2 separate regions of the Homo sapiens genome follow, and region 2 is linked to region 1. The links are chromatin loops, found by intact Hi-C in ENCODE. Cell type or tissue: PC-3. All regions are shown on one strand. Links, peaks and the distances in the headings refer to the core of each region. The heading gives the core; the rest is flanking DNA. Region 1 overlaps TMEM106B (transmembrane protein 106B). Region 2 has its middle 79 kb from the start of TMEM106B.

Region 1 (16,731 bases), core at 3,686-8,685:
TTCAAAATGTCCTGCTTTTCTGGGCTGAATTAATGTATACCTTACATCTATTGATTTATGCCTCTGCCTGTAATTTCTGTCTCCAAAATGTATAATCAAGCTGTAACCCAACTACCTTGAGGACATTTTCTCAGGACCTGTTGAGACTGTGCCTCAGGCCTTGTTCACTCATTTTTGGCTCCGAATAAATCCCTTCAAATATTTTACAGAGTTTGACTGTTCCTTGACTGTTCTAAATTAATTAGTGTAAATATCTCAGAGTGTTCTTGAATGTACTTTTTTCCCTGAAGTTTACTGTAAGATTTTTATTTTTCTTTAGACATGGGAAAGTCTCTTTCTCATTTGCCTTTGCATTCAAGCAAAGAAGATGCTTATGATGGAGTCACATCTGAAAACATGAGGAATGGACTGGTTAATAGTGAAGTCCATAATGAAGATGGAAGAAATGGAGATGTCTCTCAGTTTCCATATGTGGAATTTACAGGAAGAGATAGTGTCACCTGCCCTACTTGTCAGGGAACAGGAAGAATTCCTAGGGGTATGTGTTATTGTATTGTTTTCCCTTTAAATGATTTTAGGTATTTGCTCAAGTATTATAAAAACTGTGGGTCTCAGGAACCACCTGTTTTAGAGGACTCTTAGAATTAAAGTTGAAACATCATATCAGTTACCTTCAGTCAAAAAGATGCAAAAGAAACAAATAAAGTATTAATTAAGGTTCCTAAAGCAGTAAAGAAAACCACCTCACTACCTCCAGTATTTTTTCATTCCCACCTGCTATTATAGCAGATATTCACTGTCTTGTAAATGAAAACTTTTAGTCCTATTTGGCATCTGTAGAGATGACATCATAGTTACTTGCTACTTTGCTATATCAGATGTTAGAAGCAATTTAAGTAATTTGTTGACCTATTTTTTTTTTTTTTTTAAGAGATGAGATCTCGCAATTGTTGGCCAGGCTGGTCTTGAACTCCTGTCCTCAAGCAATCCTCCCACCTCGGCTTCCCAGAGTGCTAGGATTATAGCAGTAAGCCACCATGCCCAGCCAGAGTTAATGTGTAAGGAAGCTTATTCTTTCATGTTATTTTTAAAATTTTATTTTTTTAATAATAAGGATGGAGTTTCCCCATGTTTCCCAGGATGATGTCGAATTCTTGGGCTCAAGCGATCATCCAGCCTTGGCCTCCCAAAGTGTTAGAATTACAGCTGTGAGCCACCACGCCTGGCCAACCTAATATTTTTAATTCATTATCTAAAGAAGAAGAATAAGCTGGCTGTGCCCTAATGAGTTAAAGAAACTCTGTGAAGAGGGATGGTACGTGAAAATGAGCCAAATTGAAAAAAAAAAATTGTTTGTGATATATCATAGGGGACGTCAGAAGGAAATAATCCCCTGTGTGCTGCTTGTAAGCTACTTTAGGAACAGTGGCAATAAGTAGAAATAATAAAGATACTTTATGCTGTTCTCATTATCTTCTTGGTGAAAGTTGATGTGTGACCCTGGAGATACCCAGAGGGAAGAAGGTCAAAGTATAAAGTATACTTTGTGTACCTTTTTAAGATGCTTAAAATGTATCTTAAAATGCTGTGGGTTTGAATTGAAGTTTACATTTGCGTTGGCCTTTGAGTATGATGGTTTTATTTTCACAAGGATAGTAGCTATTTAAGAATAAAATAATTATTGTAGTTGAAGGGATTAATGCACCAGGCTCAGGGGGTAGGGGAGTACTGTTTTAGCAGTCTGGTTACATTTTTGAGGTATGACCAGTAAACTTTTTTGGCCGCCTGGATACAGATTATGGAAAGTAGGAAATCAAGGATGACTCCAGAGTTTTTTTGGGGGGGTTTGTTTGAGCAACTGAAAGAATGTAGTAGCAATTTATTAAAATTGAAAAAAAAAAGATTATTTGAGTGTATATGTCACAGGAGAGTTCAGGAGCTCAAGTTTAGACATGGATATTTGGAGATGCCTATTTGACGTGGAAGTGGATATGTTCATTAGGCAGTTAGTTATCATAAGGGTCAGGAATTCAATTGCAGCGCCCAGCCTCAAGTTACCAATGTATAGATGACACTTAAAGCTCAGCTGGATGACAGCAGCAAGCTAGTCAGTGCAGATGGCAAAAATGAGACCCTAGCGAATCCTGAGACACTGTAGCATATCAAGGTCAGTGAAAGAATTAACAAAGGACCCTGAGAAAGAAAAGTTAGAATGAGAGGAGGAAATCATTGTGTGTGGTATCATGGAAGATAAGTGAAGAAAGTGTACCAAGGAGGAAAGAGTGACCAACTGTCATATGCTACTGATAGATTGGGTAGTGTGAAGACTGAGAACTGGCCATTGGATTTGGTTATATGGAGGCCACAGAAGAGTTTAAAAGAGCGGTTTTGGTAAAGACGTGTAGCATGTATAGAGTGGGCTCAAGAGTGCATAGGAGATGTTACATAGAGAGAAAATAGATTTTCTGAGGGGTTTGGCTCCATAGCAGAGAGAAGAGAGGTAGTCATTAGAAGGGGCTGTGAGGTCAGGAGAGGGATTTTTTTTTTTCTTTGTAAGATAGAGTGAATAATAGACAGTTGTATACTGATGAGAATTATCTGTAGAGAAAACATTGGTAATTCGGGAGATAAGAGAATTATTGGAGCAATGTTCTTGAATAGACAGAAGGGCAGATCTACTGCACAAGAACAAAGAGCTGCTCTTTTTTTCTATAAAAGGTAAGTTATAAGCACAGGTGGTTTATTCTTGGTAATAAAAGAGAAGGTAAAGTATGGACACAGAAGCAGGTAGGTGGATAGATCTGATAATAGAAGCTTGTAGAAATTATCTTCCATTTATCACATAATGAACTAAGAATGAGGATAGCGAAGAAGATATTAAAGATTTGAAGAGAGTTGAAGTTATAAAATTGTGGTCTTGGAGAGTCAGCTTGAGAGTATGAACTTGGGAAATGTAGTATGATTGTTGACATCATTAAGTGCTACTTGACATGAGTGATCAAAAATGAAACCAGTGAGTGTAGTTGTGTGTTTTTCTGTGTCCATGTTTAGCTCTGTTGATATATGCATAGGAGCCAGAGGGTTGGTTTTAACCAGGGTTGTAGTTTTAGCCAGATGAATACCACTAAACAAGGTGAGATATGTAAACACACAAAGATACAGATATCCATGTTATATGTATTTGTATAATTATATATGGGTGTGATGGGGGAGCACAGATGAGAGGAAGAGTATAGATGTGTCGGGGGAAATAACAGAAGCATTTTAGAAAGCTTTTAAAGAGAACTTGACTATCTGATACCTTAATAGTTAATATGATAAGCCAACTTCTAATAAGATTATAAAATTGGCATTTAAAGGTCCATTTATCCTTTAAACTTATGGATATAGCTCAACCCAAGAAAGAAATCACGGATTTTGAAGTGACTTTAACATGGATTGGGGTGAGACCTGAAAGGGCCCTGGAAGGCTCATTATGTAGGGGGCTCTTAAAGCTTGAGACTTCTACTTCAGAGGCCGGTTTTGGTTTTCAAGGGGGACAATGTCAGAAGCTCTGCAGTGATAGAGATGATAGAGGTTTCAGGAAAGGGCGATACCAATATGTTTCTTCTTTTATCATCCAGACAACCAAATCAGAGTCTTAATGGACACCAGTGAAGCTGAAGGAAGGCCTGGTAAATTTAGCTCTTCTGAAAGCTAGGACTTAGATTTTTTTTAGTGGAAGAAAAAGTAAGCCCTCATTTGTTATACTTTTTTTTTTTTTTTTTTAGCTAGACATTTACGTGTGAAAAAACACGCTGTCTTCTCTAGAACTTCTGCTGGATACTTTCTGAAGACTTAGCAATTTACTAAAGGAAAGAGATGAGTGCCAGATGATATTCTGGTCTTTCCAAACCAGATTGTGATGGGGAGCCATTATATTTTTAACTAATCATAGTAATTTCTGAACTTACTTCTTTCACATTTAGGGCAAGAAAACCAACTGGTGGCATTGATTCCATATAGTGATCAGAGATTAAGGCCAAGAAGAACGTAAGTGATTCTAAGAATATGGCAGTGTTTTATGTTTTATTTTTGTTTTTTGTATTTTTTCAAATTATGTATAATAACTAGTTAAAACTATTAAAAGAAAAAATGCTGTCACGTAGTTAAATTATGTCATCATATGCTTTGTATCCTTAAACAGACAAGAAAGGATTTTCTGGTTGGGGTAAGGTCTTGAAAGCAGTATGGTATCTTTATCTTCTCAAATCTATGGAAATAGATCTAGAATAGCAGTACAAACACACACACACATAAAATTTTCATTAAAAATTGGATAATAAGGTGTACTCCACAACCCCAGGATAAAAATTGGTATTTAAACATGGTGACAGCAGGGACCCCAACGGCCTTAGCAGCTGTGTGGAGGTTGTGAAGGAAAGCAAAAAGAGTTACTAAGGATCATATGAGCCCTGATACACAAAGCAAATACTTTGTCCCAAAAGAAGAGGACACCCAGCAAATATTTCCAAGAATAATCTGTAAAAATGACAAGATTTGCATGCTCTAGCTTGGAGAAAGTGCAAAAAGACCACAAGAGACCTGCTAAGTATCTTCGAGATCAGAAGGAACTGGACCATCCTAAATCCTCAGAGACGTTAGGAAATGTGGAAGCAAAAATTATTGCAAAAGGATACAAATACATATCCTCAAGAAAAAAGTTGAGTAGAATCCAATGTTTACAGGACAGGAGTTAGGAAGGAAGGAGAGAACAGATTGACATATTAGGGAGATCATCTCAAAACTGTGGAGATAAATATACATGGAGGCCATATTTTCAAATACTTTGTATATCAACAGAGGATGGAGCCCTTGAACAGTGAAGCTAGCAAAGCAACGCTGGCATATTCCATCACCGCAAATGAAACCTTTTCTTGAAAGTACAAAAGCTCTTTTCATTTAAACATGAGCACCTGGAAAGGATTGCAACAAAGCATTATACAAATATACTTTTTAAGAAGTTGAAGAAAGTAAGCTAAGCAAAATACTGACACTTTAATAAAGGCATGTGAAAAGAGCAGATGAACACTTTAACTTAATACTATAAAAGCTATAACAGGACAGCATAAGGCAGAAATTGAGAAGCTCAGAAATGAGATAACTAAACAATGGGAGTATGTGCAAAGAGAATTTACAGACCTCTGGAAAGAATTAGAAGAAAAACATTTCCACAAAACTGGAAGAACACAAGTACAAATACATTGGAAATACAGTCAGGGAAATAGAACATAAACGGGAGGAATGAAAACATCAACAACAAATTGTGTAAAGGATTTGAGAGAAAATGTCTAAAAGTCACATAAAGAAAACTAAACATGTATGTAATTGGAGCATCTGAAGAAGAAAACCAAAGGAATAGAACTGGACAAATGCAAAACATTAAATCAAGAACACAGGGACCTGCATATTGAAAAGACACCACAATCCTGAAAAAAATCAACCCAGGTTAGTGAAATTCTTGAACTTTAAGAAAACAACAAAACTCCTAAATACCTAGGCAAAAGGATCAATTAATTTATAAATGTTAGAAAATCAGATTGACATGCTGCTTCTTGACTACAGTGCCTCAAACGGATAAGCAATGGTGTGACATATTTAAATCAGGAAAATAAAACAAACCAAGGATTTTATAAACAGTCTGACCTTTTATTACAAAATGTATAGACAGATATGAATATGAAGGAAATTAGGATTAATCCCTTTATAACCTAAAAGTGGGAGAACTTTTTAAACTATGATTTTGAATGCAGAAAAGATAAATTTGACAGATGAACTTTTACAGGATGAAGACAAAACCTTAACTGAAGTCAAAATACAAATAGCAAACTAAGTAGTAAAGTTTACAAATCATATCACAGACAGAGGGCCAATATCCTTACTCTATAAAGAGCTTCAGAATTTGAGAAGAAAAAGGCCAACCTCCAAAGCAAAATAGAAGCTATGAACAGCTAGTTCACAAAAAAGAAATGCAAATGACCTTTAAACATTTGAAAAGATGTCCAATCTTGCTCATAATAGAAATGCAAATTAAAGCTACACTTAGATGCCATTTCTATCACAGTGGCAAAAATCCAAAATGTTGACAACATACTTTGTTGGCAGTAGTGACTGAAAACAAGTATATTCATTCCTTGCTAGTGAATGAAAATTTGGCATTATTTGCCAAATTACATCTGCATTTACTTTTTGGCTCAGAAATCCTACTTTGAAAAATTTATTCTCAGGATAGTTGTCAAATATAGTAAATGGTATTTGCGCAAATTATTTATTGTGCCAATGTTTGCAGAAGCAAACAACTGGAAACAATGTAAATACCAATAATAGAGGACTGATGGAATAAGATACTATGTGTACACAATGGTAAAATGGAAGGAGAACTATATTTTACCACAGTGTGATATTGACAATATGTTTTTCTTTGAAAACACCACACACTCAAACCCACACATATACACACAAAGAGACAAACAATGGGATGATAAACCAAATCTAATACAATTGGTTCACCTCTGAGTTTGGGAAGGAATTTGGAAGAGGGAGTGGATAAGCAAGTAAAGTGTGTGTGTGTGTGTGTGTGTGTCTGTATCTGTGTACATTTTTTTTACATAACTTAAAAGATGAAATCAAAAGTAACTGCCAAAAATTGAGACAAAAGGAAACATTATTCTAACTGTATATGAAGTTGGTGACACTAACAAAACTGAAATAATTATTTTAAGTGACTTGAAAACATTGTGCTGTGACTATAAATGTCGGGAGTTGTGTTCCAAATGGCAAAGAGAATCACAACAAATTTTAAACTGTACTTAATAGTTGCATTATTAGGAGTACCTTTGATGTAGTTTGGAAATTTTATACTTAAATAAGTTATTATGTAAATGCCTTAGGGAGCAAGAGTTTTAGCAATAAGACCAAAGAGATACAAAATCAAAGAAATTGAATTTTCCACTTTTGACCCAAATAGAATAATGCCTGAAATACCCCACCTGAAATCACTGTAAAACTGGACAAATATAGTAAACAATATTTTCAGACATTGGACATCAGCCAGCACAGGGCAGTGATTCCTGAGAAAGCAAAAACAAAGGAGATAAGCCCTATGATTGCACCAGCAAGCCCTGTGATTGTACCAGCTTACTGTCTGAGAAAGGTTCCAGCCTGCAGCACAAGGAAGGAACCAACCCAGGCAGAGCTCAGTGGTCTTCCTCAATGGAGATGGAACTGGGTGTCCAGAAAGCCAAAATGACTAGAGTTAGCAGGGCAGAGTACCAGAAGGTAGAGAGCTGGAGAGGGTGCTCTTAAGCCTGCAGCTGTGTCCTGATCAACATATATGTGTGAGGAACATACCTGAGGCTGAGGAAAGACCACCCAATAGGAGCAGAGAGAATAGTCCTCAGAGCTCACACAAGGCCAAGAACAGTTGTTGTTTCTCAATTTGTAATAAAATTATAATATTTTGGGAACAACTTTGGGTCTTTATTTCTTTACAAATTGAGTGATTTGTAAGATTATTAGAAAATTATATTTATCAATTGCTTTTGTCTGTATACTTTAGCTATGTCATTTAATCCTCAAACATGGATTTTAAAGAGGAAGAAAAGTAAATTGCATTAAATACTGCAGGTAGGAAATGGCAAAAATGGAATTCTAACTTGATTGCAGATATACCACACAACTTTCATAACTTCATTAGCACCTTATAACTCCCAGGATTTGGTTGCTATCACTAGAGCCATAAGAAAAATCATTACTAGTTAATTTTGTAATGGAGACATATATTTTGTCAGTAAACTAGCCAACTTTTCAATTTGGAATGAAATACTAGATGGAATGTTGTTTTATTGTCCCACCAGGTTCAGTAATGTTCGTTATGGCTACAAACGTGGTATACAGAGTAATTTAGAACATGATTCATTTATTCACAACTAGGACTGACTTATAAGCCCTAAGGACTAGATTATGATGGATTCACCCGCCCATAAGTAATTAAAAATAAAACGCTGAAGTGTAGAAAATCCAACAAAGTTCAGATTTTATTATGATGATGTTAAACACTTCTTATGCCTTTTTATGTATTTTGGTGTGTTATAGATACTATAAACGTGTTTAAATTTCCTATTAGGTAATCCAGTGGGGATCACTACCCCTACTCAGGTTGAGAGAGTCCAAAATGAGTGAGTGGGAACTGTTTTGATTGCTCAAGACAACAGCATGGACTTAGTAGCAGTGACTTAGCAAATTTGTGTTTGCTTGTATTATTTTGTTTTTTAATAAACCAGTTTGCTCTGTTCTTAACTTGGGCAACTTAAAACACTAAGAAATATTTATAAAATATCTGCAGGAGGCACTTTAATTGCTCTTGTAATACATACAAAGATTAAATCCATCAGAGCATTTAGAAAGGAAATGGTGGCGGAGAGTGGAAGAAACAATAAAATGGAAAATTTTTGTATAAGTAGATTGTAAGGAAAATAAGTAATTGTCATGCAAGACTCAAAAACAAAAAAAGGATGTTGTGGGCATCCAATAGAGGACTTGTATGTTAGAGAGAACAGGAAATAGTTATTTGAACTCTGGTTTTGAGGTTAACCTTGAAAAGAGGAAGTTTTTACCTACAAATTTTTCCTTGTCTTATACCTGCATGAAATATCTTTTCTTGATTAGAAAAAGAAATGTAACAACACCTTCAAAGCAGAGTTGATCAATGTAAAAAAAATCTTAAAAACTGAGTATGTAAGTACTTTGAGATGAGAATACTCAAAAAAAGACTAATTATAGTAAGAATCATTGATGAGCCATGTGGTTGTGTCATTTTTTTTTAATTTTAAAAATATGGAGGATGTGCAGGTTTGTTACATAGGTAAATGTGTGCCATGGTGGTTTATTGTACCCATCAACCCATCCCCTAGGTATTAAGCTCAGCATGATTAGCTATTTTTCCTAATGCTCTCCCTTCCCCATCATTATTATTTCTAAGATGGTTCTGATGAGCAGTCACTTTAGGGGATCATGTAATGGCAAAACTTAACATGTGAAAATTCTGCTTCAGTGAATTCAGAGGGAGTTTTGAAATGTGCGTTTGTATGAAGCTCCTCAGCTTGAATCTAATGTGAAAACTGCTCTGGCAGTCAAAAAAGTAAATGTTCTATTGTTTTTAAGCCCAAAATTTCAGTGTCCAAAAATGTGATTCCTTTTTTTTTTTTTTTTGGTACAGAGTCTCGCTCTCTCGTCCAGGCAGGAGTGCGGTGGTGCGATCTCAGTTCACTCCAACCTCTGCCTCCCGGGTTCAAACTATTCTCCTGCCTCAGCCTCCTGAGTAGCTGGGATTACAGGCGCACACCACCACACCTGGCTAATTTTTGTGTTTTTAGTAGAGATGGTTTTTCACTGTGTTGGTCAGGCTGGTCTCGAACTCCTGACCTCTTGATACGCCCGCCTCAGCCTCTCAAAGTGCTGGGATTACAGGCGTGAGCCACCGCATCCCGCCGATTTCATCTTTTAAAGAGAACATCTTAACACTTAATAGACTCAGACTCAACCATACCCAATACTTTCAGATGTGAAAATTTGGTAACATTTAGCATCTTATATATGTTGCTGCTGATATATGGGGGAAATTGAACATACCTTCTCTAATGTTGTGTTATATAATTTCTGATGCACATGTACTTAAATACCCTCTTTTCCTTTTCAGAAAGCTGTATGTGATGGCTTCTGTGTTTGTCTGTCTACTCCTTTCTGGATTGGCTGTGTTTTTCCTTTTCCCTCGCTCTATCGACGTGAAATACATTGGTGTAAAATCAGCCTATGTCAGTTATGATGTTCAGAAGCGTACAATTTATTTAAATATCACAGTGAGTATAAATTTATATGAAAAATGTTTAACTTCATTCTTTTATCCTATTAAGCAGCACCTTTGTCCCCATTGAGAAGAGATGTTTGTTAAATGTGACACTGGTCAGTGTGCTTTCTGTATGTCTTTTCTGTATTGACGTTCTCTACCATTTCTGGTTCTGCTAAAAATAGCAATAATAAATACTGGCAATTCTGTATATACAGAATGATTTAGCATTTGAAAATGTCTTTAGGAGGGTAAAATAAACTAAAAAAAGAAAAAAGGTATTACAATTTACTTTTCAGCATATGACTCTGAATAACTTCTAGCAAAGTGTTGACATAGTTGATTTGATAGATTTTATAAATGTAACATTTTGATTTCATTGTATTTGGGAAATACAGTTTTTGCCACGTTTAATAGACCATTCCTTTATCAGCTTTAAAGATGAAATACAGGTGACTGGTTTCTCTTTTGTAAATTAGCATATGTGAAAATGCCGTGTTTTTTTTTTTTTAATTATTAAGTTCTAGGGTACATGTGCACAGCATGCAGGTTTGTTACATATGTATACAGGTGCCATGTTGGTGTGCTGCACCCATTAACTCATCATTTACTTTAGGTATTTCTCCTAATGCTATCCCTCCCCCATCCCTCCACCTCACGACAGGCCTCGGTGTGTGATGTTCCCCTCCCTGTATCCAAGTATTCTCATTGTTCAATTCCCACCTATGAGTGAGAACACGTGGTGTTTGGTTTTCTGTCCTTGTGATAGTTTGCTTAGAATGATGGTTTCCAGCTTCATCCACGTCCCTACAAAGGACATGAACTCATCCTTTTTTATGGCTGTATAGTATTCCATGGTGTATATGTGCCACGTTTTCTTAATCCAGTCTATAATTGATGGACATTTCGGTTGTTTCCAAGTCTTTACTATTGTGAATAGTGCTGCAATAAACATAACGTGTTAATGTGTCTTTATAGCAGCATGATTTATAATCCTTTGGGTATATACCCAGTAATGGGATTGCTGGGTCAAATGGTATTTCTAGTTCTAGATCCTTGAAGAATCACCACACTGTCTTCCACAATGGTTGAACTAGTTTACAGTCCCTCCAACAGTGTAAAAGTGTTCCTATTTCTCCACATCCTCTCTACCATCTGTTGTTTCCTGAACTTTTTAATAATCGCCATTCTAATTGGTGTGAGATGATATCTCATTGTGGTTTTGATTTGCATTTTTCTGATGGCCAGTGATGATGAGCATTTTTTCATGTGTCTGTTGGCTGCATAAATGTCTTCTTTTGAGAAGTGTCCGTTCATATCCTTCGCCCACTTTTTGATGGGGTTGTTTGATTTTTTTAAGTTCTTTGTAGATCCTGGATATTAGCCATTTGTCAGATGGGTAGATAGCAAAAATTTTCTCCCATTCTTTAGGTTGCCTGTTCCCTCTGATGATAGTTTCTTTTGCTATGCAGAAGCTTTTTACTTTAATTAGATCACATTTGTCAATTTTGGCTTTTGTTGCCATTGCTTTTGGTGTTTTAGTCATGAAGTCCTTGCCCATGCCTACATCCTGAATGGTATTGCCTAGGTTTTCTTCTAGGGTTTTTATGGTTTTAGGTTTTTTAAATATTAGGTCTAACATTTAAGTCTTTACTCCATCTTGAGTTAATTTTTGTACAAGGTGTAAGGAAGGGATCCAGTTTCAGCTTTCTACTTATGACAAGCCAGTTTTCCCAGGACCATTTATTAAATAGGGAATCCTTTCCCCATTCTTGTTTTTGTCAGGTTTGTCAAAGATCAGATGGTTGTAGATGTGTGGTATTATTTCTGAGGGCTGTGTTCTGTTCCATTGGTCTGTATCTCTGTTTTGGTACCAGTACCATGCTGTTTTGGTTACTGTAGCCTTGTAGTATAGTTTGAAGTGATGCCTCCAGCTTTGTTCTTTTTGCAAACAATGTGTGTTTCTTAGGACATTGTTTTTGAAAGGACCGTGTAGCCTTGCCACTCATGAAAACAAAACAAACAAAAACCTTAGAGAGGTTTTCTACCTGTTTTACATGTTAACGTTTGTTTGAAAAGAGCACGGTTTGCTAACTATTGAATTAGGAAAAGGGATAATATTTATTGGCCAGCCATGAGATATATGTGAGTGACAGTGATCTGCCAGGAAGAGTGATAGTTGTTTTTTCTTGCAGAGGTTAATGGTGTGGTTAAGGTTGAGGTAGAGATGTCTGTGGTGGTGGTTGGAAAGAGGGAGGTTTGTCAGGACAGTGAGTGAAATGGAATGGTATGTTAAAGTGGAATCACTACTTAATTACAGAGAAAAAATGGATCCCGTGGATCCATTTATTCTTATTGCTTTCTGTCAAAAGTTGCCGGTTTAAGGGCTTTTTCTTTAAAAACAACAATATAGGAAAATATACGTATATGTGAATAAAACGTTTGTAACACAATGCTAATTGTAAATTGTTTTATGCAACTGGGGAATTGTTGGGTATTTTCTCACTTAGCCCTTTGGAACAAGGAACATATTTTCTTTTTTATACACTGTTTAAAACATTGGCCAGACTTTTTTTGGCCTACCTCCAAAGACTTTTTTCATGTCAAATAACATAAATATGTACTAATAAATAATAAAAAACCCTGTGATGTTTTCTTTTAAGTACCAGCAAGTATATTTAAATGTGAATATCATACTCTATTTTAAGTAATTATGCAGAAATTCTCACATTTTGGAATACTGCCACTTAAACTGAGACAGACTGAACATTAAATGAAAAATAAGATTATTTGGATGAACATTAACTAGATGACAATGAGATAAGAGGCTGAATTTTCTGTACATTATCTATAAGTATGTTGAAAATGGAACTGCTTTGCTTTCTTAAAATGATTAGTATATATTAGTAGTACTACTTTTTAGTAACATTTGTCTTTCTACTTATGAAAATATTTGTCATTATAAGACATTTGAGAACTATAATGTATAAAGATTTTTACTTCTGCTACCTAGGTCGAACTATTACCATATACATATATTTACGAACAATGCATATACATTTACAAATGTAATCATTCTCATGTGTAAAGGATACACACATTCATTCACATATATACAAATGCACATTTCAACTGAGGTCACAGTACATTTTCCCATGTTAAATGGTCTTGTGTAGTCTTTTACATGATCATATTATAATTAATTCAACCATTTTCTTAATGAATGTTTAATTTTACTATTACAAATATTAGGAAAACATCTTTGTGCTTAAACTTTGTTTCCATTTCAGGTTATTTCTTTAGGATAAATTCCTGAAAGTACATTTGCCAATTAAAGATCATAGGTAGTTTAGGGTCTTTGTTAACAATTATGGTGATCTCTTTTCATCTTTTAAATTAAATGGATTCTCACTACTCTGAGCAACAAATGTCTAACCTTTATTACTAAATTTTTATTTATTCTGTCTTATTTTTTCTTTGTCTTAATTCTCATAAGGATTTGTATTCTCAACCTGTATTACATCATTGATCCCTTAAATATTCTAATGAAACTGTGGACAGTACAGAAAAAGACATGTACCAGCATAATTTTGCATATACAAAGACTTCCAAGATTCTTCTAAATTTCAATCCTTGGTCTTATCAGAAGATCCATTGACCTCAAATTAACTATCTCTTTCCTATCATGTCTAGAAATGAAATTGACATGAACATTAAGAGCCAAATAGATAAAATGTTTATATATTTAAAGATTATTTTTACTGTGTTTGAGAACATTTTTGAAATTTCTTTACATTTGTGACTATACCAATGTAAATGACTCCATAAATGTAATCATATAATTGCTGACTCTAGCATATTCTTTCATCCTTTTTTTTACTAAAACTATTTTCTCTCCTTCAACTCATCCCATATTGCATCTTTTCATATCTTTCTACATATTCCTATTAACATTTATGTATACTCACATATTCAGCTTTATAAAAATCAGTATTTTTAAAAAATATTATTTAGTACTTATTTATGTGCATCTTGGTTTTCACATTTGTTAATACCTTGTAAAAATCTTTCCTAATTATCTGACTTAATTGATTCTTTTTGATGGCTTCATAATATTCCATATAAGGACTTAATATAATTTATTCTTTCTTTTTATGAATAGAATTCATTTTATTGTCAGGATTTTTTTTCCCATTCCAAATAACACTGTCATTAGCATCCTAATGTTTTTATTTCTGTGGAATCGGTGCTCAGAAGTAGGATTGCCCGATCAAAGTCTATACATAATTCTAATTTTAATGTATATAACTAAATTACTGATGAAATGGCTGTAACACTTCACATATTTGCTAGCAGTATGAAAATATACCCTTTTCCCATATCTGTGCCAGGAATAGAATTTGGTGCTTTCTATAAATTGTACTAGTTTGAGGAATTTAAAGCAATATTCCATTTTTACTTAAATAAACGTTTTCCTAACTATAAATGAATTTGAGCATTGTAAAATATTTTTGGCCATTTAGCTTTGTACCTTTTTGATTTGTTTATGTATGTCCTTTGTTCTTTTTTCATTTCCTGTTAGAGTTTTGTCTTTTTCTTTTCAATTTGTAAGGGCTCTTTGCATGTTATAGATTATAACCGATGCTTACAAATATTTCTTTTATTTATCATTTAGTGTCTATGGATTTTGTTTATGTTACCTTTTGGTATGACTGTTACAGATCTTTTATATATCTGTTATTTTTTATTTAACATTTTTAAATTTTTTAATGACTGTTTTCTACAGTAATTTGAGACAACAGTTGTAAATTAGAAATGTAGAAGGTGATCCCAGCTATTAGTTGTTACTTAAGCATGTGAATGATGCAACCACATTTCTCCCCAACCAACCAGACTTGAATCTAGCCCATTTCTTCTTCATAGTGAGCTGTTGTAAATCTCTACTAGTGTACAAGTTGAAATAGCAATTTCTTTTAAACAAAAAAGATTATTTTAGGTACTGTTGAACATTTTAAATGGTCATCTTTGTATTTAATAGAATAGGAAACAGCTTACTAATGTCCATATTCTGAAGCTATACATTTTGTTTTTTTTAAATACTGAATTATGTTTTTATTCTTGGCATATTACATACATAGTACTCGTGCATAAAACCAAATAATTGGTTTAATTTTCTTTGACATTTTGGTATTACTTTCTTTTTCTTAATAAATGAAGCATAGCTACAGCTGAAGTTACTTTAATTTTAAATACATATTTGTATATTTTTAGCTAACTTGTAAATTTTCTGTGTCCTTTTTTTGTAGAACACACTAAATATAACAAACAATAACTATTACTCTGTCGAAGTTGAAAACATCACTGCCCAAGTTCAATTTTCAAAAACAGTTATTGGAAAGGCACGCTTAAACAACATAACCATTATTGGTCCACTTGATATGAAACAAGTAAGAATCAATCATGAAATACTTTGTAAGAGTTAAATGAATGTCAGCTTTGTATATCATATAACTTGAAGGAGGTGGGGGATTTCCTCAAAAACTTGATTTAGAAATGTGTCTCTGCTGGGTACAGTGGCTCATGCCTGTGATCCCCGCACCTTGGGAGGCTGAGCTCAGTGGACTGCTTGAGCCCAGGAATTCGAGACCAGCCTGGGCAACATGGTGAAACCTCATCTCTACAAAAAAATACAAAAATGTGCTGAGTGTGGTAGTGTGCACCTCTCTTCCCACCTACTGGGGAGGCTGAGGTGGGAGGATCACTGGAGCCCAGTAGGTCGAGGCTCGCGAGCCGTGATCACACCGCCGTACTCCAAACTGGGTGACACAGTGAGATCCTGTCTCAAAAAAGAAAAAAAAGAAAAAGAAATGTGTCTTATACACATACAAGATGAAATCTTTGAGAATCAAGCTTGTAAAAGGAGAAAAATTTCTAATTATTTGAAGTTATGAAGTATATCTGAAATGTTTGATGTTTTGATCTTGTTCTCTATCGAATTTCTCCTTTTGCCTTTCAGATTGATTACACAGTACCTACCGTTATAGCAGAGGAAATGAGTTATATGTAGTAAGTTCTGATTTATAATAACTTTTTATTGTCAAATAATGAAGTGTATAAAATAAAGTATAAAGAGTATACATATTTTTTAATTTCCGTTATCAGTCAAAAAGAGTACATTATGTAGTATTCTGGCTTCTGGTCCTCTCTGTTCCTCTTTTTCAACATATATAATATTCATGTATATATACACATAAAATTTGTTTTTTTATTTATTTTTCAGAATTAGGGTTATACCATGTCACTTTATTTTTCATTACTATGTTACTGTGTTAAACTTGTTACTATGTTAAAATAATTATAAATTTTCATCATCTTTTGAATAAGCGTAGATACAGACTTTTAGGGTAAATAACAACCTAGTTATCAAAATTTCAGAAGATGAGCAAAATATATAAGTAATTTATAGCCTGCATTTAAACAACCCTGCAACTGCAGTGGCATGAATACATACATGTTTTTCGAGTAAGAAGTCATGAATATATCAGTCATTGTTTGAAGTATAGAAAATTCTCAACCAACAAATGCTTATTATATTTCTTAGCATCTCTGTTAGCTTTAAGATAGGAGGGAGAATTTTTAATTTATAATGTAGTAACTTGCATTTGTTCACATTTTAATTTCTTTAACAGTGATTTCTGTACTCTGATATCCATCAAAGTGCATAACATAGTACTCATGATGCAGTAAGTACAAATCTTTTTTGAAAGAGATTTTGCTTGTTAACATTTTGGATTTATAACATTGGCTTATAATATACACAACATCTTTATAAATGCCACCTCAGTTGG
Region 2 (17,528 bases), core at 4,705-9,704, 90 kb before region 1:
GAAAAGAAGAATTTATACAGACAGGCCTTGCTGTGTTTCCCCATTCCATCTGTTAACATCAGATCATATTCTTTTTGTTGAATCATATTTCTACGTGGCTGTCCATACATTGTTAAACCTAAATGTAAAAATAGACAATTTTCCTCCTATCATTGGGCCCTCATTCTAAAGTCTCCTGTGTCATGTAAATCTATGATCAAATAAATTTGTATGCCTCTTCTCCTATTAATCTCCCTCTTGTCAACATTTTTAGCAAACCTTCAGAGAACAAAGAAAAGGTTTTCCCTTGGCCCCAACACACCAAGAAAAAAAAGGCATTCTAACATAAAAAATTATAAACAATTTCCTAAAACTTGAAATATTTTCCATTAAATGCCTGTTCCACTTTTGTTGAGGGACATTTCCTGAGTTTAGCTAAAGATGCGCTTTTTGTCACATGACCACCAAAGATTAGGCTCGCAGACAATTTGAAAGGTAAGTAAGGCTGGGTTTTATTGAGTGAAAAAGGAAGAAAAGGGGAATCAGGGACTCGTAACAAAGTGAGAGTTCCTGCTGGAGTGCTTCTCACCTGGCAGATTGAATGCCGGGTTCCACCCAAGAAGAGGAAGAGCCCGGCTCCTTTCCCCTGCGAAGTGCACAAACTTCTGTGGCTCCACTCCAGCCTGCATTCTTCCCAGTGCTCAGGTCGGGTGGAGTTTCTCTGGGAACCCCTTCCCACCTTGCTGTCTCACTTTGTTTTAAGCAAATGCAGTATGTAAGTCATGCTTATTATCAAGCATAAAATGTAATCTGCCTCCAATTTTTTTAAGTCTTGTCTCTATCAATTCAGGGAGCAGTTTTCAAGGGCAAAAACTGATAGTCTCAGTTAGATAACACACTGCCTCCGGTCAAGGTCAGAAGAGTACCCATTAATATGATCTTTGTAGCCTCCAAGCAAGTCAGAACAAGGAACCCTGGAGTTCCTGCAGTGAGAATCTTAGTATTCTTTGTATTTGAGAGAATCAGAGTGAAGAGTCTATGGAATGAGTATCAAGTATAGAAAACCACTGCAGTGCTCACATCATGGACTGATGTCTCTGCTGCTTGGTAAATAAACACTGGGCACCAAAAAGCTGGCACAATTACTGGCTAAATTTCAAATTTTGAAATAATTTAATTGGTTAAGCTAAGCTTGTTTGAAAAGTTAGCACACTGGTATTTATATATTTCAGCTGATCTTTTTCTAATACTGCTTTTTGCTAGTGAGTTCCAAGGATCCCCAAGGTGAGGTTCCATGGAAAGGTGGGATGGAGCGGTATGAAGGAGATGCTAAATGTGCTTGTCTGCCATCTCCACTACCTAAAATTCTGTGGGAATTAGAACTATAACTGATCTTGAAGCCACAAACACAGTATATGGTGTTAAGCCCTGCATAGTCATAGCCTACACCAACTTCTCTGCAGGTATGAGCTAATACATTCAAACCTGTGATTCTAACTCCCTCTTAGATTTCAATACCAGTTCTCAAATAGAAAAGTAACATGTCTCTGATATACAGTTCCTTTGATTGGTTCTAATGTCCTGACTTGCCTTAACTCTTTCCATCACCCTTAAAGTGCTGGACAGTGCTACCTGTATACCCCCATCCCAATCCCAATCACTGGCCAGAATTCTTGTCTGATGGGCAGATCACCTAGACAAAGATGCCACTACCTCTCACATTGTGCCAGCTAGACTTCTTATATTACTAAACCCAAGTGAAGCATAGGGCTCTATCATTTAGCCACCATTACCTGCTCCATGACTTTTTGCTCTAAGTCCTTCAGATAATATGCAGGTAATCATTCACTGCAAGACTCAGCTCTGCAGCTAGATTTATTTTCTTGCCTCCATCAAGCTGCATCTTTATTTCCTCCTTTTTAAAAATCACCCTGAGATTTCAGCATGCTTTACTATTAAGCTTTTATGTGCTACAACGTGATTATGTCCTGATTATGCCATGAACATACTGGGAAAGTAATGCATTATCTGTTGCTGAGAGTCTGAAAGTCTAACTTTTGCTAAAAAAAAAAAAAAAAAGTCACATCATTTAAGAACAAAATCATTGAAGACATCAGAGTTGCCCTGGTTGATCTTCTGGCACATTTACTTATAAAGGCAGTATTTACTTGTATATTAAAAACATTCTTTCTTCTGTCTTTTAGAAATTCATAGATTATTTTCAAAAAAAAATAAAAAATAGAAAGAAGAAGAATAGAGAAGAGAATCTTTTCTATTCCCTTCTGTACTCTCTTCATGAGGGAGGAAGCATCATTCTTAAGAGAAAACATATCTGGGAACTGATAGAATTCCAGGGGAATTCCATTGATTATAAAGGGGAATTATCAACATTTTGGCTGGGTATTGTTGTTTTATATTTTTTAAATTTTACTTATTTGTATCTTTCTCATATGACTTGTTAGTAGAAATGGTTAAAGCTTTAATATTGTTGGATTGAATAGGAGACAAATTAGACAGAAGAAAATGACAGAAATGGAAAGGAAGAAAAACAAGAAACAATGTCAAAACTAAAAATAAATTTCTTCCTAATAACATTCTTCAAAATGCTGTGACATCTAATAAACAATATAGCCTAGGGGTCAGTGGACCCCAGATTCTCCAAAAATGTGATATGTCTCTACTTTACGGATTTCACGAAACAGTGCGTGAAAAGCAGCCCTGAAAAAAGCAGACAGAGGAACTTTATTTGCTTTCCATCTTTACCCTACTTTCATGGTCCTCTGCAGACTAGTAATGCAAAATGCTATAACCTCCCCATCTGCCCTGCTCACAGAGCTATAATACTAAAGAATAAGTGTATATATAAATCAATGCTATGAAACATCCATTTCTATTTATTAATTTCACTAAAACTTGACAATTATGCCAGTAATTTGCTGAAGATAGGAAAAGCTCTTTAGTAACTTACCTGAGTGGAGACTTAGAACTAAATCCAATGCTGCAAATTAAACATAATTTTGATATCTTAACCAAGTTACTTCTCCATTGTACTTATTACATATATATCTAAGTGCTCCTTCAGTGATGAAAATATAAACAAAGGAAAATGAAATATCTTCAGTTTTTGTTAGAAAGTAATATGAAAATTGTTTCCAAATGTGTTACCAAGGAAAAATACAGAGTTGCATAGTTTAGTAATAGCAGTAGCAGCAAGCCAGTAACTACAGTGATAGATAGATATTATGTCCTAAACAGAATATGGTCACATAAAACCTCAAAACCAAGCATCAATCTTATATGTTGAACCTTATGAATAAGGATAGTTGTTAACTGACATTTATTAAGCACTATGTGCCATTCACTGGGCTAAACATTCTAATTGTATTATTTCATTAACTTCTCACAAAATCTTACAAGGTTGATTCTAGAAGGCAAGAGTTAATAGCTACATATGTGGCTTTCCCTCTAGCTTTTGGGATGCCCAAGAATTTGGCCTTTGATCAAGTTTCCTAGCAATATATTCCACAAAATGTATAGAAAAATGGGATGTAAGAGAGAAGATAAGTGAAAATCTCACCAAGAACTCTGTATTGGACCAAGCACCTACTTTATTGTCTCAAGCAAGTAATGAATATATTGATAAAGAGCAACTTCTCTGAAGACTGGTGTCACTTATGAGCACCTAAGGTAACCGTGTGCCTAACTAAATAAAAAAGCTAAAGGGATAGCTGTGCTAATTGCCCTCATAAGCCAAGGTTGCCCAGCACCATCTCTCATGATCATATAGTTCCAAATGTGAAATGACTGGCATATAAAAGCAGTACATTGCCACAAAGGATACATAGCCTCTGCTATGTTGTTGCTATGCATGCTCTGTGATTCCCTTCCTGTCCCTCCTTAAACCTAAAAATGTTGATGCTGGTTAAAAGATACTGAGTCTCATGACCTCAATGGTCAAGTCAAACCTTAGACCATCACTGTTAGTACAACAGAGCAGATTTGCAAGGACTATTTGCTATCTCTATTTTGCAGATAAGAAAATGTAGGCTTAGAGAATAAGCTCTAAGTATCTGAACCAGTTGTGAAATTGTCTGACATCAAAGAATGTGCTTTTAAGTAATACCACATATTTTATCTATTTTGCTTCCTGCCAACTTCCCAAGTGCAGTTATGGGATGCCTGACTTTTGTTTGCTGATGACATCATCTTTAACTCCATTTTGATAGTTGACATATAACTGAATTAAATGTACTCTCAGAGGATGAAAAATATTACTATACTACAGAATATCTATCTAATATGCAAAGCATCTGCCCCCCAGGTCTCTCTGATTTCTTTGCTTCCATTACTCAAAATATCCCTGAAGTCCCTGAATCTCTCCTCCAGAGCTTAGGAGAAGATAATAACTCTTTTCTCAACTTATTTACATATGCATCTGTAAGTCTTTTGCTGATCTCTTCTAAAATGCTCCAAACCTCAGGTTCTTATTTTTCAATTTCTTATTTAATGTCAGTATATTTTATTTGCCTGAATATTCTTTATATGACTGTTCTCATCAATGTTAGCAAAGACTACAACTACCTTAAGGGTAGGGACTATGTCTGCCAATATCTTCTACGTGCCCAGAAATCATAGTTGCTTAACAGTAATACATATTATAATAAAACAATCATTAATTCACATATGTGGTATACAGAGCTTTTGATATAAATAAATGGAGATCTACTAAATTCACTTAGATTAACATTTTTATAGAACACCTAAATAAAAAGTTGAAATTTATGAACCTGAATTTATGTTGGAGGTTGCATGAAGAGAAATTTCATCTGTGTTAGAATTCTGTACTCGCCTTAGGTATAGGAAACTTTATTCCCTTTTGCTATTACTTTTAAAGAAGAGATAAATTTTACCACAAAACCTGCACAAACTTAATCATGAAAAGAGAAGAAGTTACTTTATCTTCTACCTTAACTTTAAAATAAAAATAACACAATGACCTGGCTCTGCTTTTTATAAAGTCACATGGAAAATATCCACCTTTCACTTTTGTGTGCCCAATTTACAACTTGCCTTTGTATTTTACTGTGTTAATCTTTCAGAGTTCTTCTACCATACAAATTCCAGAAGCACAATTATGAGTAGATTTTACATCTAAATAAATCATATTTGGTTTCTGTACCCACGCACCTAGTCAATAATGACAGGATACTTTCTAGAGATACCTGCAAATATAAGAAACTTTTGAAGGATGCATATTATGGAAGGTAAAGATTTTTTTCTAATAAAAATTATTTTTTTCCAAAAAAAATAAGGCAATATAGACTCACTGTTATCTATTATACCCACTTCCTTGTTCAATGATTTTACTAACTTACATAAAAATTCAATTGTCTTTCCCTAATTTATTATACCATTGTTCCTTTTTTTTTTTTTTGGCAGAGTCTCACTCTGTTGCCTAGGCTGCCAGGCTGGAGTGCAGTAGTGCTATCTTAGCTTACTGCCACCTACGCAGCCTCCCGGGTTCAAGGGATTCTCGTGCCTTAGCCTTCCAAGAGTCTGGGATTTCAGGCGTGCGCCACCATACCTGGATAATTTTTTGGTTTTGTTTTTTGGGGGGTGGGGAGGAAAAGACAGGGTTTTGCTATGTTGACCAGGCTAGTCTCAAACTCCTGACCTCAAGTGACTACCTCAGCCTCCCAAAGCACTGTGATTACAGGCCTGAGGCACTGCACCTGGCCCTATTGTTCTTTTTATGACATCTAACCGAGGGTATATATTTTTAAAAATCTCTATCAAATAATTGAAGGCATAATTATATTTTAAAGAGGAGTTTCAATACATTGTAATATGATCTTCCTGCAAAGCATACAAAGTTATTATAGTTCCCCTTTCACAGAGGAAAACAGTCTAACTCTCAAAAGTTAAATTAGTGAATACCAGAGCATATATTTGAACCAGTCTATCTGGTTTTATTTGTAGTTTATGATATTTTATTATTTTTATTTTTATTTATTTATTTTTGAGACAGAATCTTGCTCTGTCGCCTAGGCTGGAGTGCAATGGATTCAAATCTTGGCTCCCTGCAACCTCTGCCTCCTGGGTTCAAGCAATTCTCCTGCCTCAGCCTCCCAAGTAGCTGGGATTACAGCTGCCCACCATCACGACCAGCTAATTTTTTGTATTTTTAGTAGAGACAGGGTTTTGCCATGTTGGCCGGGCTGGTCTCAAACTCCTGACCTCAGGTGATCCACCTGCCTTGGCCTCCCAAAGTGCTGGGATTACAGGCATGAGCCACTGCACCTAGTCTACAATGCTTAATTTTAACATTGTAATTATAAAAGTAATATATATACACTGTTAAAAAATCAATGCCAACAAAACTATACCACTGCTATAGTTTGGAAATGGTTTATTTTCCCCACCAAATCTCATGTAGAAATTTGATCATCTGTGTGGCAGTGTTGGGAGGTGGGGCCTAATGGTTGGATCATGGGAATAGATCATTTCTGAATAGATGAATACCCTCCCTGGGTGGAGTGAGGTGTGAGTGCATCCTTGCTCTGTTAGTTCCCACTAGATCTTGTTAAAAAGAGCCTGACACTTCCCTCCTCTCTCCCTTGCTTTCTTTCTCACTGTGTGATCTCTGTAGATGCCAGCTCCCCTTCTTCTGCCATGAGTGGAAGCAGCCTGAGGCCCTCACCAGATACCCAGTCTCAAAACTTCCAGCCAGCAGAGTTGTGGCCCAGTAAGCCCTTTTTCTTTATAAATTAAACAGCCTTAGGTATTTCTTATAGAGACACAAAATGGACTAAGACACCCACAGAGCTAACACCTGTTTATATTTCAGTATATTCGTTTCTAGTTATATATATTTACATATATATCAATATATTGGACATAATATGTAACTATGATACTTAGTGTTGACATATTTTTCTATTTATATATATCCAAGAGCAAATGTGTTATTGTCACGTGTACTTTAAAAAGATTTTTGCAAATGCAGTTTTACATTCTGCTTTTAAATTTACAAGTTAGCAAGCATTTTTGTGCATCATTAAATACTCTTCATTCACATTTTAAAGGATTGCATAATACTCCCTTGTAATAATTTACAATGTTGTAACTTACAATGTTAACTTTTACAACCACTGTTGTTAAGTATTTAGATTGTTCAAAAAATGAAATTGGCCAAGTAAATTGTTTTTGAGATTGGCAATGTTTATGGCTTCCCTTTCACTACCACCATCCACCTTTACTCATTCCTCAGTTCTGAGTAATATGAATTCCCTGCTCTACCATGCAACTGAAACTGTTCTTGCCAAAGCAGTTTATAGCCTTTCTGTGACTAAATCTGATGATTATCTGTTATGGTTCTTAACTGACTGATTTCCAGGGACTGACACTGTAGATGACTTCCTTCTTTTCTTGTCTTGGCCTATATAATGCCACATTCATTTATTTTCACTCAGTGATTTCTCCTCCTTTCAAATTTTGGCTTAAAAATCCAACTCCCCAAAGAGGCCCTCCCAAAACACCCACTCTAAGCAAGTTTCCCACTCCTATACACCCTGAATACTGTTGACTAAGAGACTTAGCACAGGTTATTATTTAAAAAAAAAAAAGTTTGTCTCTTTATTCAATAGATGGAAAATAATAAACTGCAAGAAATATATGTATTTTATGTACCAATGTATACCCATGGTATATCACTATGTCTGACCCTGTGTATTGTGGTTAATACCCTGTGTATTGTGGTTAACAGTGAATAGAAATTGTCTTCCCCTAGTTCCTCAGGCAGGATGAGGACTTTCTTTGAAATCTTATCACTGAAGGGCATACAATTGCTCTCTGGTTTAAAATAATGCTATAAACTTTGTATAATTCATGAAAAGGTATTTTAAGATGGTAGCATCAAAAGTGTGCTTTATAGGAAAAGAAGTTATCTCTTCTTACACTCATGAAGTCTTTTTTGATGAAACCCATTACAACTCTTTGTCACTAACTGTGTATGATTATGAGCCATTTAGTTAACCTGCCTCAAGATGGAGTTTGATCAGCAATTGTGGAATTCTCAGCAAGATTAATAGTTTTGAGACTCTTCATTAAAAAATAAAAACGCTGCTAAGGAAATGTCAAAAATTCAGATGTATTCTTTGGTTTCACTTTTAAAAGTAGACGAATGTATGGTTCTTGAAAATTTAATTATATATCTCACATAGGACAATTGATATTACAGTACTTTCACTCTTGAAGATAAACTACCTTCCTTTAGTTTTGTTCCTTTAGTTAAGAGTTTAGAGTTTCCTGGAGCAAACATTTACTGGAGATTCCATTGTCAGCATTTTTAAACTGTCATCTTAATTATATGTAAAATTTTATATACTTTGTTTCAAGCCATTGTGTAACAAGGTATTCAATGAATACTTCTATAAATCCCTGCATTTTTAGTATGCTTCTGAAAGTTCAAGTTTCGATCTTGTCTCCTGATAAGAAAACATGCTTGATTTCATACTTAATCTTAGAGAATTGATTGAAGTTAAGTTCTTGGTTTAAAACACATTTTAAACTACATATTTGTTTTTCAATGATGAATGAGTCCACATTATTTTTTAAAATGCCAACTGTGCAACTCATTCATCCAGTGCCTCCCCAGGTGTCTATTTTCTCTAGTCCACATTGCAAGCAGTATAGATTGCATGCTGTATTGGTCCATTCTCATGCTGCTATAAAGGATTGCCTGAGACAGGGTAATTTATAAAGGAAAATGGTTTAATTGACTCACAATTCTGCATGGACAAGGAGGCCTCAGGAAACTTACAATCATGGTGGAAGGGGAAGCAAACACATCCTTCTTCACATGATGGCAGGAAGAAGAATCGGTGACCATCAAAGGAAGAAACTCCCTATAAAACCATCAGATCTTGTGGGAATTCACTCACTGTCACCAGAAGAGAATGGGGAAAACTGCCCCCATGATTCAATTATCTCCACCTGGTCCCTCCCATGGCAGATGGAGATTATGGGAACTACAATTCAAGATGAGATTTGGGTGGGGACACAGCCAAACCATGTCACACACCAAACACAAAACAATCTCTTTATCAAGCTTATCATCTCAAAACATTGCACAAGCTAGAAGTGGTCCCAGAAGATGTTTACTTAACCAATTTTTTTTCATATAGTGTTATCATGTCCCTTTCAAAGGTAGTGAAATACTCTCCAAATCACAAAATCTTTGAGATTATTGTATTAAACTAGATATTAATAGCCTTAATCTTAAACATAATTTTGACATACACGGATTTGTTTGAGAAGACACATGCATACACATGTTAGATGGAGTTCTATTCACAATAGCAAAGACATGGAATCAACCTAAATGCCCATCAATGATAGATTGGATAAAGAAAATGTGGCACATATACACCATGGAACACTATACAGCCATAAAAAAGAACAAGATCATGTCCTTTGCAGAGACATGGATGGAGCTGGACACTATTATCCTTAGCAAACTAACACAGGAACAGAGAACCAAATACTACATATTCTCACTTATAAGTGAGAGCTAAATGATGAGAACACATGGACATATACAGGGGAGCAACACTCACTGGGGCCTATTGGAGGGTGGAGGGTTGGAGGAGGGAGAAGTTTAGAAAAAATAACTAAAGGGTACTAGGTATAGTACTTGGGTGATGAAATAATCTGTACAACAAACCCCATGACACAAATTTAGCTATATAACAAACCTACACATGTACTCCTAAACTTAATATAAAAGTTTTTTTAAAAAAGCACATAGATTTCAGTTTCATTAGGTTTCTTTATATATTTTTTGAATAAATAATCATTTACATTGTTTATATTTAGTAATAGTATGACTTCTGAAAAAAAAACGTTGTAATTCAGTATGTGCAACAGTGAATCTAGATTACATCTCAGTGAGAAAAGTCATTGTGCCCCAGCAAGCAACCAACACATACTTAGCACTAGAAATGATGTCCTTAGACCATGAGTTTTTTTGACTCATTACTGAAGAAATACAAGTTACAGTACTTCTTGCTTAAGTTTTGTTAAATTATATAGAGTCAAACCAAAAACATGTGATGTAAAATAAGCAGTTTTAAAGGGATTTCTTTATAATACTAAAAGCTGCTTCCAGTGGTGATTATGTGGGCCATTCATTCATTCAGTAAATATGTGTTGAGCACCTCCAATGAGACAAATTTTCTGGGTACTCGGAATAACGAGATGAACCAGACACATCGCGATTCTGCTCTTATGGAACTTGTATTCTACTGCAGAGGAGTTGGGGGCTGGGTAGCCAGCAGTAACCAATAAACCTAGAAGAAACTATCACCAACAGCAGGTTTTAAAAAGACAATAAAAAGCAGATTATGTAATACCCAATGTTGAGTGGTAAAACCCTAGTTGGCTAGTCAGAAAAGGCCTTTCTGAGAAGGTGACAGAACAACTACTTCAAAGCCCTACACTAAGAAGTAATTTGGAGTGTGTCTGGGGCACACAGCCAAAGGGGAAAGACAGAGACAATGATTAACAGGACCCAACTCATGTACAGTCTATAAACTTTAGAAGCAGTTTTGCTTTTATTACAAGTTGGGAAATTATTGGATTGCTATGAGCAGGAGAAAGGGGTTGGTTAGAGACCATGGATCCAACTGTGTTTTTAAAAGATCACTATAGGAAACATAATATATTATTCAATTTTAACAAGAATGCTTACTAGATTTTTAACTTTTGATGAAGAACTTAATGAATGTATTTTTGGACGACACACTCTTAAATGTCCCCTATGAGTCGCACACCTGTATAATTCCCTACTTTTCGTGTAAGCAGATCATGTGACTTGCTTCTAACCAACAGAAAGATCATGAGGAAATAGTTTACAAGATTAAAAAAGAGCTGAGTTCAATTCCTGGGTATCTTTGTTAACTTTCTGTCTCGTTGATCTGTCTAATGTTGACAGTGGGGTGTTAAAGTCTCCCATTATTATTGTGTGGGAGTCTAAGTCTCTTTGTAGGTCACTCAGGACTTGCTTTATGAATCTGGGTGCTCCTGTATTGGGTGCATCTATATTTAGGATAGTTAGCTCTTCTTGTTGAATTGATCCCTTTACCATTATGTAATGGCCTTCTTTGTCTCTTTTGATTTTTGTTGGTTTAAAGTCTGTCAAATGTCCAACAATGATAGACTGGATTAAGAAAATGTGGCACATATACACCATGGAATACTATGCAGCCATAAAAAATGATGAGTTCATGTCCTTTGTAGGGACATGGATGAAATTGGAAATCATCATTCTCAGTAAACTATCGCAAGAACAGAAAACCAAATACCGCATATCCTCACTCATAGGTGGGAATTGAACAATGAGAACACATGGACACAGGAAGGGTAACATCACACTGTGGGGACTGTTGTGGGGTGGGGGGAGGGGGGAGGGATAGCTTTAGGAGATGTACCTAATGCTAAATGACGAGTTAATGGGTGCAGCACACCAGCATGGCACATGTATACATATGTAACTAACCTGCACATTGTGTACAAGTACCCTAAAACTTAAAGTATAATAATAATAAAATAAAAATTAAAAAAAGATTTAAAAAGATTGTTAAGTTTATTGCAATAAGCTAATTGAAAACATCATTTCTTTGTTATGCCTGCAGTTTCACTTTGCATGTCTTCTTTCCTCAAACATGCTCTCTACTCCATCCTCCACATAGCAACCAGAGGGGCTTTTCTAAAATTTTTCAATTACTTTTTCTCCTTTAGTGCCCCTTTTGGAGTGAAACAATAAATTTCTGACCCCTTGCCTCAGCATAGAAGTCCTCACATAATGTGTCCCTGTTTAATGTTCTAGCTTCATCCTTCACAATTGTCTTATATGCCTGCTATACTTAACTAATTTTAATATTTAGCAAGTAAAACATTTTTATGTGCCTCCAGACCTTTGCCCAAGCTGATCTCTTTCTCTGGAATATTCTGGCTCCACCTGCAATTCTTAAGTAAAGCTGAAAGTTAAAAAGCACAGTAATTCACTAAGAGCCCTATATTTGCATAGGCATCAATTTCATTCAGGCACCTCCATCTAAGTTTGAGAACATTTGCTTTGCCACAAATTTCAATCAGTTTCTATCCACTAAAACTCATGTACAGATTCTGAACTACTTGCACACAATAGAAAAAAAATAGTAAACCAAACCTCTCCTCTCCATTATTTAATATTTGTCTCTCCCCCTTCACTAAAATAAGAGCAGCCACATTACAGGTAGGTAAGGGGAAATAAAGACATCAACAACTAAGTTTAAGTCATTTTTAACAAAGCCAAATTTAGACTTGGCCAGGGCTTAGTTGGATCATAGCAGGCATTATAATTCATTATAAATTAATGCTGTTCTGCATTTTAATGTTTTTATCCTGTCATCTAAATACAGCTATAATTATATAACAGTACTTATTATTATTTTTCTAGTAAATACCAAAAAAGTCATTTTCATACAGGATAATTTAGCATCATAGCTAATTTCTATAGCAGATATTTTTCTTCACTTTTGTGTTAGATTTTATACTATATTCAAGTACATTTTTCATCAAAATGAAATAAAGATAATTTTAATATCTATAACTTAGCCCCTTAGGCTACTTAATATACATGGAATACCCAACTGTTGATACCAGGTATTTTTTTAGAGTAGTTTGGTATTTCATATTTGACTTCAACTGTGCTTAATCAGTACATTGCAAAAAATATGAACATTATAATTGTTATAGTAAAAGGGACTCTAAAAATGAATATTAAAGTAAATATAATATTTCTTAGTCATTTAAAAATCACTTTCTTCTATTATATGCCTTTCCTAGCATGCCAAACCCATTGTCTATTTTTATTTAACATTGTTATCTTTTTAAAGCAAATTTTCTGTTTTTATAAATCAAAGGGGTTAATATTGCACATAAAATGCTCTTTTTCCTCAGAGTGAGGGGGAAATAAATGGCACTGGAAGGAGTATTGGGTCTCTACATCATCTACCTACACTCTCAGTATAAATGAAAGACTTTCATCATCTCACTTTAATTCTTCTCACTCTCAGTGTTCTATACCATATTTGAGATGACCAGGTCCTTTACAGTTGGTGACATCATTCTACTTTTGGTGACATCATCCTACTTTTACTGTCCTCTCTATCAAGCTCAGACCCCATTACACATTCTTCCAAATCTTCTCATTAATATTTTTCTCTGCCATCTTCTTTGGCCTTTCCTCCTACCCATCTGCCAAAATCCCATCAAGTATTCTCCATCTCTGGGCTTGCTTTTAGGTTGCTGAAGTCAGCTAGAAAACAAATAATCAGCCCTAATGGGGCAGATTGTAGCTTTCCAATTTCACTGATTCCAATAATGCCTAAGAAATGCATTAGGCATTTGGACACATAGCAAGTGCTACATATACTTGGTGAACCGAATTTAAAGTTTAAAAACTATCCTTCAGAGTCTTTATCAGGCACTCTATTCTTCAACAAAAATCTTCAAATACAGGAATAATATACTGTTACGCCACTCACAGCTTGTTTCAGTCAAGGAACTAATTAAGAGTAAGAGTATTTTGGCAGTTAGGACAAAACTTCACCAGAGAAAAAGCCATTTCCTACTCCGGCTTTAGGAAGTATACTTAGCTAACATAAACCTGAGTCCAAAGTGAAAGAGGCAGGCAAGTTTATAGGAAAAGAAAGAAAATTAAACTCCTACCTAGTCTATTTTGCTCTACGGAAATTATCAGATTGCCATGTCTTAGAAAATGAAATGTAAGTTTACCATAAAAAGCTAGTGTGTTTACTGGAGCTGTAGAAATCCATCTACCAAGAGGCAAGATGATGATGAACACAGATAAACTTTATGACTCACTCTCTATTTGAAATAAGTGTCTGCAAAAAACTGCTCCTAAGCAACCCTCAATTGATTTTACTGGTGTAAACTGTATGTGTTTTTTCCTTATGAGCCATGTCTGCCTAAAACCAAATTTACCCTATTTCTGTTGTTGCTGTTGTTGATTTTTAATGTAACCCAAGGTTTCTCAAGTTATTGTTCTAGCACTACCCATATGTAATATGTTTAAGGTAGGGACCTGCCAATGTCTTTCTCATTGGCCATTTATTGTTTCATTCACCTAGACCTTTATCTGTGTAACAGTGATAAGATTTAGCTCATCTGTCAGCTGCCTGTACAATAATTCTTTTTTATTCCTCTATAAGAAAATTGGAGTTTAAAAAATTTATTCCTTTACAATCATAATGTATTGCTAAAGTCTTTTAACAGCTGTATCTAAATCTATACTTTACATACATGTATTTATTATTTAAAATAATTCTTTCTTTGAAATTTACAGTTAAAGAATCTTAACTATTTTAATACATATTTCAAAATTCATTTAATGTACAGACCGTCAAGCAGAAGATAAAAAGATGTATTTTTATTAGCAAAGAGCAAATGAGTGGTTTAAAAATTAGTCTCCTACCTGTCATGCCTAGTGAATATTTATGGGAAAAATATCAAGAACCTGGCTTGATTATTGACTTTTCTTTCTGATCACTTCAACACAATTTATGTAGAAATTCAGTTTTGCCTAAATAATTGTCAAGATCAGGGTATAAAAGCTTAATTTAATATTTCCTGCACAAACATAATGTGGTTACATTTCCATTCTCCCCATTTTCTCATCTTTTAATTCAAGATGCTTTTTATATTCTCTCCCCTGCCCCCAGACTCCCACATTCAATCAGTTTCTACAACCTCCACCCACTCACAAAAATATCTCTACCATCAGACATCTTCTGTCCATGTCAGCTGCTATAAACATGTTTTGGGTATTCAGTACCTCTTAAGTGGCAAACTTAACTTCATAACCTTTCATGAATTGTCTTCACTAATCTAGTTGCTTTTAGCCTTCAGAGAGTTTCGGATTCCTTTGAAAATCTGATGACAGCTTGAGATCCTCTTGCCAGAAAAATCCCATACACACAAAATTTACCACGCAATTTCTGGTGCTTAGCAGAGTTAGAAAAGGGAAACCACAAGTATTAGTTCAAAAATTTTGTCTTCTCTCCCTCATTTCCAATCTACCCTTACCCCGCTGTCACATCAGCCATACTAATGTATTGGCAAATCATATTCATGTCCTTGATAAACCTTTTTAATTCCACTGTCTGTCGAACTAAATCTAAATCTGTATTCTGGACTCAAAATTCTGTGAGCTACAGCCTTTGTTCCAATGCGACACATCATTATTTTCTCTGTAGATCCTATATTCTAACCCAAATTCATAATCGCCAAATTTACTCCCTTGCCGTCCTTTCTTTGCTGATTTCCTCTGCATAAATTCTCTCTATACTAATTAAAATATGCTGATGCCTAGGTCCCAAACCAACAGATTCTGAGTAAATTGTTCTGGGGTACATCAGGGGCACCAGTTTTTAAAGCTCCCCAGGTGTCTCTAATGTGTAGCAAAGTTTAAAAATCACTGAGACAGATTATATATCAAATACCCCAATCTCTCAGTTCTTTCTCCGTCTTGATCTTTGCCTTCAGCTCAATGTCAGAAGGTAACATAGGAAAATATTCTTAAAACCAAATGAAAGGCAATGCTTTCTTAAATAGGATACAAAAAGCACCAGCCATAAAGGAAAAGGTTGTTCAATTTGATTTCATTAAAATAAAGAGCTGATCATCACAAGACATCAAACTGGAAGAAGATATTTATATTTATCTGACAAAGTGTTCATATCCATAATATACTTAGAACTCCTGCAAATTAATGTACGACAAAAGAGCAGAAAATATTTTTTGTTGTTGTTGTTTTTTTTGAGACTGAGCCTTGCTCTATCGCCCAAAATGGAATGCAGTGGCGCAATCTTGGCTCACCGCAACCTCCGCCTCCTGGGTTCGAGAGAAAGCATTTTTAAGTGTACAAAAGACTTGAACAGGCATTTTACTAATGAGCTATCCAGTGGGCAATAGTAAAATAACGGGTTGGTCAAATGCATGAGTCATAAGGAACATGCAAATATAAACCACAACAAAATACCACTACATATCTAGCACATCAAAGAAATAGTTTGGCCATGAAAAGTGGTGGCATGCAAATTCAGAATGGGAATTCTCTCAGACTGCTCATCCACATGTAAAAATACATTGGAAAACTATTTGGCAGTACCTATTAAAGCTGAACACAGCTGAATATATTCATCTTTGTGACCTGCTAGAAATTCTACTCTTAGGTATCATCTCCAAAATGTGTTTTATGCATTTATGTGTGTGTATGTACATACAATGAAATTTCAATGTATATTTTCATAAACCAGATTTTGTATGTACACACACACGACAAGTAATGCATATGAGTATTGCACATTCTCCTATAGCCAGAAGGTAGTAGTAGCCTACGACAACTGACTTACTCATGCATGAGATTTTTGAGGGCACCATATTTGCCAGATGAAATTTCTAACATCCAAGAAGTAATTAAGTTTTCTTAAAACAGCATCTGGATCCTTAATATAATTTTACTGTTCTTTAAAAATATGAAAGTATTATCATGATTAAAGGGAAAATGTTTTCTTCTCTCAATGTTACAGTTGACTCACTATATTTCAGATAGAGGCAATGCTAGATCAATTTAGGTCAACAAGTTTATCATTTCCGTTAAAATAGAGTTTAAATATTGGTTGGATAGCAAATGCTATGGTTACTCCCAGCTAAAACCACCTGTTATATGCAGTGTTACCAATATAGAATAATTTTATTGTCTGTTAAAAAATTTACTGTGACATATTTAAAGACTAAACTTTCAACCACAAAAAAGCAATTCTCTTTTGTAGATAATCTATATAGGACATATTAGTTCAGAGAAGATCCAATAATCTAGTTACCAGTGCTTATATATTTATGATGCTGTTATTTACGTACTTTCATTAAATGATGGTTAGCTTTTTATGTCCTAAAAACAAACAGCATTGTGAATTCTACCTCCTCCTTCTCTTATTTGTTCTAATAATGTGCTTTTAACTGCCTGGATAAACCTGGTCAATGTTTCATCATATAAGTGATTCATTAAGGTCACAAAATTCCAAAAACCTTAGGATTACATCCAGCATTCAGATTTATAGCATCTGAAACCATACTGTTTAGTGCAAGCTATAATTTTTATAACTAAAAGTATAAATTTGACAAATTAATAAGAATCATTAAAATATTTATTTAAAAGACATATTTCTGCTGCCTTTATTAGAAAGCTTTTAAAATAGCTAGAAATTACATCCAAATGATGTTAACATTATACTTACTGGCAGAAAAGTAGTATTAATTTTCAGAACTATGTTTAGACAACAAAAAAAGAAAAAAAGAAAAATCTTAAAATAAACCTATGTTGGTATAAAGAACAGAAAGCGTACCTCTCTGCCACTTCTCCAAAATATGTTTTAGAGACTACTTGCTGTGGAAGATATTCTGGGGTGTAGCAGGACGGGCAA

The links. Hi-C counts contacts between places; a loop is a spot of excess contacts. Peaks named below come from ENCODE experiments on the same cell type or tissue, not always from the same donor. Only the 100,000 strongest peaks of a DNase experiment are listed, where the experiment ranks them.
Region 2: it touches region 1 in a loop (4-fold over the local background); 3 of 110 quality-filtered maps call a loop at or near these places.

Annotation. Positions count from the first base shown.
Region 1 is chr7:12,214,490-12,231,220 of GRCh38, forward strand. TMEM106B (transmembrane protein 106B) reads left to right here. Exons shown (of 8, transcript NM_001134232.2): 2 at 320-538; 3 at 3,969-4,032; 4 at 9,737-9,896; 5 at 15,190-15,330; 6 at 15,900-15,949; 7 at 16,573-16,626. The coding sequence starts at 322. Among named protein-coding and RNA genes, the nearest start is that of TMEM106B, 12 kb to the left of the region's middle. RefSeq lists a silencer at 8,521-8,721. In PC-3, for the core only: no CTCF peak of the experiment used is centred there; no DNase peak of the experiment used is centred there.
Region 2 is chr7:12,123,589-12,141,116 of GRCh38, forward strand. No RefSeq gene overlaps it. Among named protein-coding and RNA genes, the nearest start is that of TMEM106B, 79 kb to the right of the region's middle. In PC-3, for the core only: no CTCF peak of the experiment used is centred there; a DNase peak (open chromatin) is centred at 7,293; H3K27ac peaks cover 1,369 bases.